Linked DNA regions of Homo sapiens: region 2 is linked to region 1. A link is an interaction called in ENCODE POLR2A ChIA-PET data of the cell type or tissue named here. Cell type or tissue: HepG2. All regions are shown on one strand.

The links. Peaks named below come from ENCODE experiments on the same cell type or tissue, not always from the same donor. Only the 100,000 strongest peaks of a DNase experiment are listed, where the experiment ranks them.
Region 2: POLR2A ChIA-PET joins it to region 1 with 7 read pairs; 1 of 35 experiments calls an interaction of 5 or more read pairs at or near these places.

What each region holds. Positions count from the first base shown.
Region 1 is chr22:45,270,909-45,275,908 of GRCh38, reverse strand. It overlaps the pseudogene RPS10P31. Among named protein-coding and RNA genes, the nearest start is that of UPK3A, 12 kb to the left of the region's middle. In HepG2, no CTCF peak of the experiment used is centred here; DNase peaks (open chromatin) are centred at 2,228, 3,258 and 4,189; H3K4me3 peaks cover 278 bases.
Region 2 is chr22:45,475,904-45,480,903 of GRCh38, reverse strand. No RefSeq gene overlaps it. Among named protein-coding and RNA genes, the nearest start is that of FBLN1, 24 kb to the left of the region's middle. RefSeq lists an enhancer at 4,131-4,630. In HepG2, no CTCF peak of the experiment used is centred here; DNase peaks (open chromatin) are centred at 2,403 and 3,723.

The sequences.
Region 1 (5,000 bases):
GCCTGCCAGTCTCTGGAGGGCTGCAGTGTGGGGTGGCAGGCACAGTCTCAGGGGGTAGATGGAGGTCCTCACGGATACTCTGGATACCCTCACGGGTAAGGTGCCAGTAGAAATGTCTCCAGGCAAACTGTTCCTCCCTGTGGCCTTGGGACTTGAGGGACTGCATGGCCTTCATGATGTGAAGGTTGGGCACATTCTTGTCTGCCAGCTCCGGGTGCCTAGGCAGGTGGACACCCTCCTTAGCCACCATGACTCCCTGCTTAAAAAGGAGTTCATAAACGGCAATCTGGTTCTTCCTAGGCATCAACATCAATGCAGCTGCAAGTTCCGGGGCCGCAGCTGGAAAGGAAGGGGCAAGCGTGGTTCTGCGTCTCATCTGGGCCCCAGAGTGACATTTCTAAAGCGCAAGTCTGGTTGTCACTTTCCTCATGTAAAGCCCTTCAAGGTCACCCACTGTCCTCTGAATAAAGCCCACGCTTCCGGCCAGCCGCAGTGGTTCACCCCTGTAATCCCAGCACTTTGGGAGGCCAAGGAGGGCAGATCATGAGGTCAGGTGATCGAGACCATCCTGGCCAACATGGTGAAACCCCCGTCTCTACTAAAAATACAAAAATTAGCCAGGTGTGGAGGCGTGCACCTATAGTCCCAGCTACTCAGGAGGCTGAGGCAGGAGAATTGCTTGAACCTGGAAGGCGGAGGCTGCAGTGAGCCGAGATCGCACCACTGCACTCCAGCCTGGGTGACAGAGCAAGACTCCATCTCAAAAATAAAATAAAATAAAATAAAAAAATAAAGCCCACGCTTCCTACCCCAGTGTGCAAGGCCCTGGTGGCCAGTCAGCTCCCAGCAACCTCTCCACCTCCCCTCCTTCCTGTCTTACCTCATTCCCTGGCACCAGCCCCACTGAACACTGACAGGTCCCTAAGCTCACCCAGCTCTCTCTTGCCCTTTGGTGGCTCCAAGGATGAGGACTTTTGCAGTGCCCTCCAACTCTGACATCAATAGTCGAAGCCCCCCACCCCTGCCTTGAAGCTCTTTTTATACTTGCTGTGCCCACTGCCTGGGGTGCCCATGCTGCACGTTCCATCATGGAAGCCCCCCATTCTCCAAGGCCTGGCCCAAATCCTCCTCCTCCCGTGTCCTGCATAGGGCACATTCTCAGCAGTGTTTGATGAATGAATGAATGAGTAGATTTTCTTTCTTTCTTTCTTTCTTTTTTTTTTTTTGAGACAGAGTTTCACTCTTGTTGCCCAGGCTGGAGTCCAACGGCGCGATCTTGGCTCACCGCAACCTCCACCTCCTGGGTTCAAGCGATTCTCCTGCCTCAGCTTCCCAAGTAGCTGGGATTACAGGTATGCACCACCACACCTGGCTAATTTTGTATTTTTAGAAGAGACGGGGTTTCACCATGTTGGTCAGGCTGGTCTCGAACTCCCAAGCTCAGGTGATCCACCCTCCTCGGCCTCCCAAAGTGCTGGGATTACAGGCACGAGCCACCGTGCCAGGCCAAACAGGTAAATTTTCTAATTAACATGCGTGGAAGACGGAAGGCTCTTTCTAGGTGCTAAGTTCGTCTTGGATCACACCAGATAGGTAAAGGAGGGAGCAGCATGGCGTGGTGCAGGCTGGCACCGGTGCGGGCCGGAGGAAAGTTCTCGTGGTGGATGTATTTTGAAGGTTGGGCCCACAGGACTTTGCTGATGGACTGGAGGTGGGGTGAGAGTGAGGGAGGAGTCAAGGGGGACCCTAGTTCTAGCCTGAGGAGCCAAAAGGATGGAGTTGGGGAGCTCCCAACTGAGATGAGATGGGGAAGAGCAGATTTGGAGGGGAGAAGGGATTAAGACTCCTTTCTACAGCTGAGGGTCTGGAGCCCAGAGAGGGGAAGTGGCTCGGCCAAGGCTAACAGCTGCTCAGTGAGGCAGTCAGATCTCTGTGTTCTTCTCCTCCTGGCAGCGTCTACGTTGGGATCCATGAGGCTGACTTCCTGATGAGGGTCCCATCCCTGGCTTCGGAGGCAGCTTCTCCCACTAAGAAGTGGCGGAAGGTGGCGGGCTGGATTTGCAACCTGATTTTAGCAAACATCCCCCAGGCCCACCGACTGCCCGGTCCATGCTAAGCACAGGGGCCTGAGGACAATGGGACCCATGGGGCCCAGGAGAAGTCCTGTGTCAAGTCCAAAGGGCGGTGAGGTGCGATAGCAGGGGTGGGGTGTCCTCTCAGTCAGCAGCAGTAAACTGGTTTGTCTGTCTCTGGAATGAAGCTCAGATCAAACATTAATTTCTCCTTATCTGGGAGATCTGGAAGCCAGCGGGGATGAGGGCCTTTCCTGTCCCCTGAACAGAGTCTGTTGGCTCAGAATTTCTCTCTCTCCACCATGCGGACCACTGACCCCTCACCCTGAGCCAGTCCTGGGTCGGGGGTTCAGAGCCAGGAGGACTCGTGCAGGCCCCGGGTGGAAGCAGGAGCACCTCACAGCTCCCAAACAGTGCCCCTTCAACCCTGTAGCAACTCGAGGAGACTGTCCATGCCACCCCCGCTTTACAGAGGAGAAAAATGGGGTTACAACGCTGCAGTGATTTTTCCCTGAGTCTCCTGCCAGATCTCTGGATACACTTTTTTTTTTTTTTTTTTTTGAGATGGAGTCTCGCTTTGTTGCCCAGCCTAGAGTGCAGTGGTGCGATCTCGGCTCACTGCAGCTCTGCCTCCCGGGTTCACGCCATTCTCCTGCCTCAGCCTTCCAAGTAGCTGGGACTACAGGTGCCCGCCACCACGCCCGGCTAATTTTTTTGTATTTTTTAGTAGAGACGGGGTTTCACCATGTTTGCCAGGATGGTCTCGATCTCTTGACCTCGTGATCTGCCTGCCTTGGCCTCCTAAAGTGCTGGGATTACAGGCGTGAGCCACGGCACCCAGCCCAGATACATTCTTTTAGAAGAGAAGGGGTCTCACTATGTTGCGCTGGCTGGTGTCGAACTCCTGAGCTCAAGTGACCCTCCCACCTGGGCCTCCTGAAGTGCTGGGATTACAGGCGTGAGCCACTGGACCCAGACAAAAACTGAATGGATGCTGTGATCCCGAGTCCCGTTTCAGGAGTTCTTGTGGATGGAGGGTTGGGGTGGGCACTCCTAGGCCCCAGTGATAGCTGGACACTAGGAGCCTGGACTCTGGGCCTTGGTGTATTTTTACCGTTGCCCACCCCCATCCTGCGTGGTCCATCCCAGGCAGTGCCTGACCAGCGGCAGGGGCCTCTATGTGAGTCAGATCCACCCCCAAGTGGTTTTGGTGAAGAGACCAAGGCTCAGAGGGAAGCTCAGAGTCCAGCCACCAGCACGGCCCCAGCAGGGCTGGCCTATTTTACTTTATTTTTTTAGAGGCAGGGTCTTGCTCTGTCACCCAGGCTGGGGTGCAGTGGCCCAAACATAGCTCACTCCAGCCTCGACCTCCTGGGCTCAAGTAATCCTCCCGCCTCAGTCTCCTGCGTAGCTGGGACTACGGGCGCATACCATGGGGTCTTGCTTTATTGCCCATGCTGGTCTCGAACTCCTAGCTTCAAACAAGCTTCCCACCTTGGCCTCCCAGAGTTTTGGGATTATAAGCCTGAGCCACCATGTCTGTACACGACTGGCTTTAAAATCGTATTTTTGCCCCATTTCTGCCCCAGCTTCCCCATCTACAAAACAGGCGTGCTTATTTACACAAATGTGTATCAAACCACAATCCTCTCTGCTGCCTCTCCCAGCTCAGACACAGACCACTCCTGACTCGGTCATTTCTGACGTTGTCCTTTGGCTGCTAGTTCCTATTTTTGGAACATTCTGCCAGAAACCCGAGCTCCAGAACTAGTTCCATGTCCCTGTCCCCACTCAACCCTTAACAGCCGCCAGGCTTTAAGTCCTAACAAACTTGCTCACATGGGCTGTGAATGCCTCCAGCTGTCCCGGGCGGTTTCCTGGGGAGGCTGGGAGGCATGAAGGTTAAGCCTAAAGGACTCGCCTCTGGGGTCTTGGGTAGGGCGCTTTGCCTCTCTGCACCGTATCCACATTCGAAAATGATAACCATCGCTTCTCGGCCTTTTGGCTAAGACCAAATGAAAATGGTAACAGTCTCTCCCTTGTGAATCAGCTCTTAGGATTAAATAATGCACACAACAATACCCAATTGTGAAGATTAAATGGGGCGGTGCACATCACAAGTGCTTGGTGACTGAATGCTGGGCCTTTGCTTGTTTAGTGGGACCTTGCTTCAGACAACCTGCACTGATGGATGAAGCACACCAAGGGGTGGGGCAGAGGGTGCCTTTTGGGAAGAAGCTGATCTCTCACTGCCCCTCAAATCAGTCTGTGTGGCCAAGCCTCTCCTTTCTCTAGAACTGCACTGTCTCACACTATAGCCGCTAGACACACATGCCTGTTTAACATTAATTAAAATTAAATTTCAAAATTCAGTTTTTGGCTGGGTTTGGTGGCTCATGCCTGTAATCCCAGCACTTTGGGAGGTTGAGGTGGGAGGATTACTTAAGCTCAGTAGTTCAAGACCAGCCTGGGCAACATAGTAAGACCCCTTCTCTACTAAAAATTCAAAAAAAATTAGCTGGGCATGGTGGCACACACCTGTAATCCCAGCTACTTGGGAGGCTGAGGCAGGAGAATTGCTTGAACCCAGGAAGCAGAGGTTGTGGTGAGCTGAGATTGCACCACTGCAGTCCAGTCTGGGTGACACAGTCAGACTCTGTCTCAAAAAAAAAAAAAAAAAAGAGAGAGAGTGAGAGCGCAAGCTCTCCCTAATGAAGGCACTAATCCCCTCATTATGCCCCCCCCCTCGTGACCTCATTGAACCTTAACTACCTCCTTATAGGTTCTATCTCCAAATACAGGTGCTTGGGGCTTCAGTGGACAGATTTAAGGCAGACACAAACATCCAGAGGTTGGGCACGGAGTGGGCAGTGCAGAGGAGGATGCCGGGGCTCAGAGCAGTCAGGTAGTAGGGTCCCCATGACTGGC
Region 2 (5,000 bases), 200 kb before region 1:
CAGATCTCGTGAGAACTCACTCACTATCACGAGAACAGCAAGGGGAAGTCCAGCCCTGTGATTCAATCATCTCCCACCAAGCCCCTCCTCCAACACAGTTGATGCATGGTTACAATTCACCATGAGATTTGGGTGGGGACACAGAGCCAAATGATATCCCCCTGCTCTAGAAAAACTCTGAATTTAGTTCAATATTATTAACTATAATCCTCACATTGTACATTAGATCTTGCAACTTTGTATCCATCGACCTACATCTCCCCATTTCCTGCCCGCCGTATCTGCCCCTGATAAGCACGGTTTTGTTCTCTGTTTCTATGTATGCAACTTCTTTGAGTTCCATATATAAGTGAGATCATGCAATATTTTTCTTTCCGTGTCTGGCTTACTGCACTTAGCATAATATCCTCAAGGTTCATCCATGTTGTGGGTGCCTTGTTTAGTTCTAAGCACTTAATATTTTTATTGTCATTCTGATTGGAGTATTTTTTTCTATCGTGTTTTCTAATTTGTTATTGTTAATATAAAGAAAAAATCTTATTTTTCATATTACATATGAATTTTACGTATTAATTATGTACAACTATATATGCATTGAGTACAACCATATGTATTTCCATGAGATATATAAAGGAAACATAATCATAACAACTAATATATAATATCAAAGATCAGTGAAATAAATATATTTCTACTATGGAGTATCCTATAACTCTTTAAATTTATAAATATAAAGATTGTTGCAACCAAGTTATTTGTTTTTTATATAAAGTAAAAATTAAACTTAAAAAAATTTTTTTGAGACAAGGTCTCGTTCTGTGGCCCAGGCTGGAGTGCAGGGGTGCCATCGCAGCTCACTGCAGCCTCGACCTCCCAGGCTCAAGCAGTCCTCCTACCTCAGCCTCCCAAGTAGCTGGGACTACAGACGCGTGCCACAATGCCCAGCTTTTTTTTTTCTTTTTTATTTTTTAGAGACAGGGTCTCATTATGTTGCCTAGGCTGGTCTCGAACTCCTGGGCTCAAGTGATCCTCCCACCTTGTCCTCCCAAAGTGCTGGGATTACAGGCATGAGCCACCATGCCCAGCCAGAATTTTGAATTGTATGTACACTAGACTTTGTTAAAGTATATACAAATATAGATAAAATATTGGAAGGAAAAGGCAGTTTCATTAGGATAGTGGTGTTTGTATATCTTTCACACAGAATATTTTTTACCCTGTACATGTGTTACTTTTTCATTAAAGAAAAAAAATCTAAAACAGGCCATATGAACGATTCTCCAGAACACATTTTTACAACGTCAGGTTTTACCTCTACCCTTGGAAAACTAGCCCTTTGTTTCTTTTTTATTTTTAATTATTTTTTATTTTTTGTTTTGTCTTGATTTTACTTTAGAGACAGTCTATGTTTTTGATATTTAAAAATTTATAATAGGCCGGGAGCGGTGGCTCACGCCTGTAATCCCAGCACTTTGGGAGGCCGAGGCGGGTGGATCATGAGGTCAGGAGATCGAGACCATCCCGGCTAACAAGGTGAAACCCCGTCTCTACTAAAAATACAAAAAAAAAAAATTAGCCGGGCGCGGTGGCGGGCGCCTGTAGTCCCAGCTACTCGGGAGGCTGAGGCAGGAGAATGGCGTGAACCCGGGAGGCGGAGCTTGCAGTGAGCCGAGATTGCGCCACTGCAGTCCGCAGTCCGGCCTGGGCGACAGAGCGAGACTCTGTCTCAAAAAAAAAAAAAAAAAAAAAAAAAAATTTATAATAAACTTTTTTTTTTTTGAGACGGAGTTTCGCTCTTGTCACCCAGGCTGGAGTACAATGGCGCCATCTCAGCTCACCACAACCTCCGCCTCCCAGGTTCAAACGATTCTCCTGCCTCAGCCTCCCGAGTAGCTGGGACAGGTCTGTGGTCAGTGTTGGCTGAATGAATGAATCCAGTCCACCATGAATTTTTTTTTAGACGGAGTCTCACTCTGTCGCCCAGGCTGGAGTGCAGTGGCACGATCTCAGCTCACTGCAACTTCTGCCTCCCGGGATCAAGTGATTCTCCTGCCTCAGCCTCCCGAGTAGCTGGGACTACAGGCGTCTGTCACCACACCTGGCTAATTTTTGTATTTTTAGTAGAGACGGGGCTTCACCATGTTAGTCAGGCTGGTCTCAAACTCCTGACCTCGTGATCCACCCGCTTTGGCCTCGCAAAGTGCTGGGATGACAGGCAAGAGCCACCGCGCCCAGCCTATTTCTGATATTTATATGCATAGTTTGCATAGTTCATCTCAGGGTACATAGTTTTGTAACCTGATTTGTTTACTTAACATTCTATCATAAACATACTTTATGTTGCTCCAAAGCCTTCCCAGCCATTTCTTCTCAGTGAGTAATAAAGTCCCATCCAGTTGAGGAAACATCAGCAACTTATTCCCCATTGGATATTCCGGTTGATTCCAGTTTCTCTGCCGTTACAAGAAATACTCCAAAGATGGTGTATTTGTTCATAAGCCTTTCCATATTTGGGATTATTTCTTTAGGACAGAGTCCCAGCAGTCAGACGGATGGATCAAAGGGCACATACTGCTCTAATGAGCATCTCTTTGTAAGTTGGCCCAGCCACCTGCCGTTCATTGGAAGGGCAAATGGTTCTAATTAAAGGCCCAAAGTTTCTTCATGGGTTCCAGCTGCAGGTATGGAGGAATCCCTGGGGCGTGCACAGCCAGAGCAAACTTGCTCAGCTAAATTGTCAGTGCAGGGAGTCTCCGTTACAGTGTTTCTCTAAAGGAACTCAACAACTTTTGTATTGACGCATGTTTTAGGAAAATCTGCGATAGCTGTGAGCCTTTAAAATTGCATGCTTTGTTTAGCAAGGGGCAAGTGCCAAAGTCTTTCCCTGGAGCCTGGGCTTGGGAACCTCCATCATCTCACCTCACAACTATGCAGCAACTCGGTTTATGAAGTGCTTCAACCTCTGTTTTCCTCAAATCATCCCCATTCTACAGATGAGAAAACTGAGGCCCAAATGGGTGAAGGGACTTGTCTGAGATCCCATAGTTAATAAGTTGCAAAATCAATAGTCTAGTCCCTCCAACTCTAGGTCCACTTCAGGATCAATTCATGGTGGACTGGATTCATTCATTCAGCCAACACTGAACACAGAGCTGTGCCAGGTCCTGGGCTGGGCCCTGGAGACATGGAGGTGTCAGTCCCAGCTTCCTTGAGGAGCTCATGGTCTCAGGGAGACGGATTCTTTCACCAGCCATTTCAGTGCCGTGGAAAACTGTGAGATCCCTGAGAAGAGGTGGCCTGCAAGGAGCAGGGAGGGCCCTTGGAGGAGCTTGTGTTTGCCTGGAGCCCAGCAGATTTGCCAGGTGGGCAGGGAAGGGAGGGAAGGGCAGCATGGGTGAGGGCTGGGAACAAGAGAGGAGAGCATGCGGCAACTGGGTCAAGGTCCTGGCTCTCAAGAGACTCAGCTCCTGGTCTCCCGGGTGGAGACAAGTATATAAAACAAACCTTAAAAGAAAAAGATCAAGAGAGAGCACCAAGGGACAATGTTGGGGGCCATGTCCACTGTCTCATGGGTAGCAAGGGCTCCTAATGCTTAAGAACGGGCTTTGCCCTCAGAGACCTGTATTTGAACATGGCCTCTATATCTCACCGGCTGGATGACCTTGGGGAAGCCACTTACCTGTTCTGAGCTGCAGTGGATTCTGTGTACAAAAGGATGATGACACCATTCTCATACTGGTATTGGGAGCATTAAATTAGATAACACATATGAAGCTTCTAGCCCTGCACTTGGCAATGTCAGATAAGCGTTGGCTATGATAGAGGAGGAGGAGGATGCGGCAGGAAGAGGTGACCTTGGCAAACTTCGTGGAGATTGTGAAACTTGAGCTGGGAAGAGTATGAGGAGTTCTGTGGGCAGAGATGGGAGGGGAGAGGCATCTGAGGCGGAGAGAAGAGCAAAGGTTTGGAGACAGGCCTTAGCCTCTGTAGGCGGAGTGGGTGTCTCCATCACTGTTTCAGCCACATGCTGGTATGTCTTCTTCTTTTAGACAGAATCTCACTCTGTCGCCCAGGCTGGAGTGCAATCTTGGTGCAATCAAGGCTCACTGCAGCCTTGACCTCCCAGTCTCCAGCAATCCTCCCACCTCAGCCTCCCAAGTAGCTGGGACTACAGGCACACACCATCATGCTTGGCTAATTTTCCTAGTTTTTGTAGAGACAGGAGTCTCACTATGTAGCCCAGGCTGGTCTCAAACTCCTGGGCTCAAGTGATCCTCCTGCCTCAGCCTCCCAAAGCACTGGGATTACAGGCGTGAGCCAGTCCCACCCATTCCATGCCAGCATGTCTTTATGGAGCTCTAACCAAGGCCTGGCCCCATGCTGCCTGTTGGTTCCCATTTAACCCCGAGGCCTGGGAATCTGCTTTCTACAGAGGGAAGTGTGGGGTGTTCCGTGTCTCCTCAGCACCACCAGGGAGTCTGTCCCCCCTGTCCCCCTGCCACGCTGTGTCCAGGGCACCACAGTGGCTTCCTCTCGATGTCACAAACCTTGTCTGCTGGGCTTGGCTTCTGCTGGGGCTTGCTCCTGGCCTTCCTTCTGGCCACTTGGCTCGGCTCCTGTTTGTCTCCCGCACCCTCTGGCTGCATGGCCTTGTGGGTGGGTATAGCCAGAGTAGGCCCTGCAGACCCCACAAGCTTTACAACAAGACACTCTGCCAAGCCCCTGGGCTGTCCCGGAAGGCTATGATGTCTCTGGCGATGCCCAAGGCCCAGCCATCCCCACGCCCGCCCCTCCCTCCTGCAGCACCGGGACTGTTGGGCAACAGCAGAAGGATCCTGCCACATGCCCTGACTCCCCAGTGTCTGCAGGACTCAGTCCAGCCTCCCAAACTGCCACGTGTGGCCCTAGGGACACTCTACTCTGTCTGTTTTCTTCAGTTGCATCTTCAGCCTCCTCTCTCTGCATGCTCAGTGAATGGCTTCTTTATTCATTCATGCACT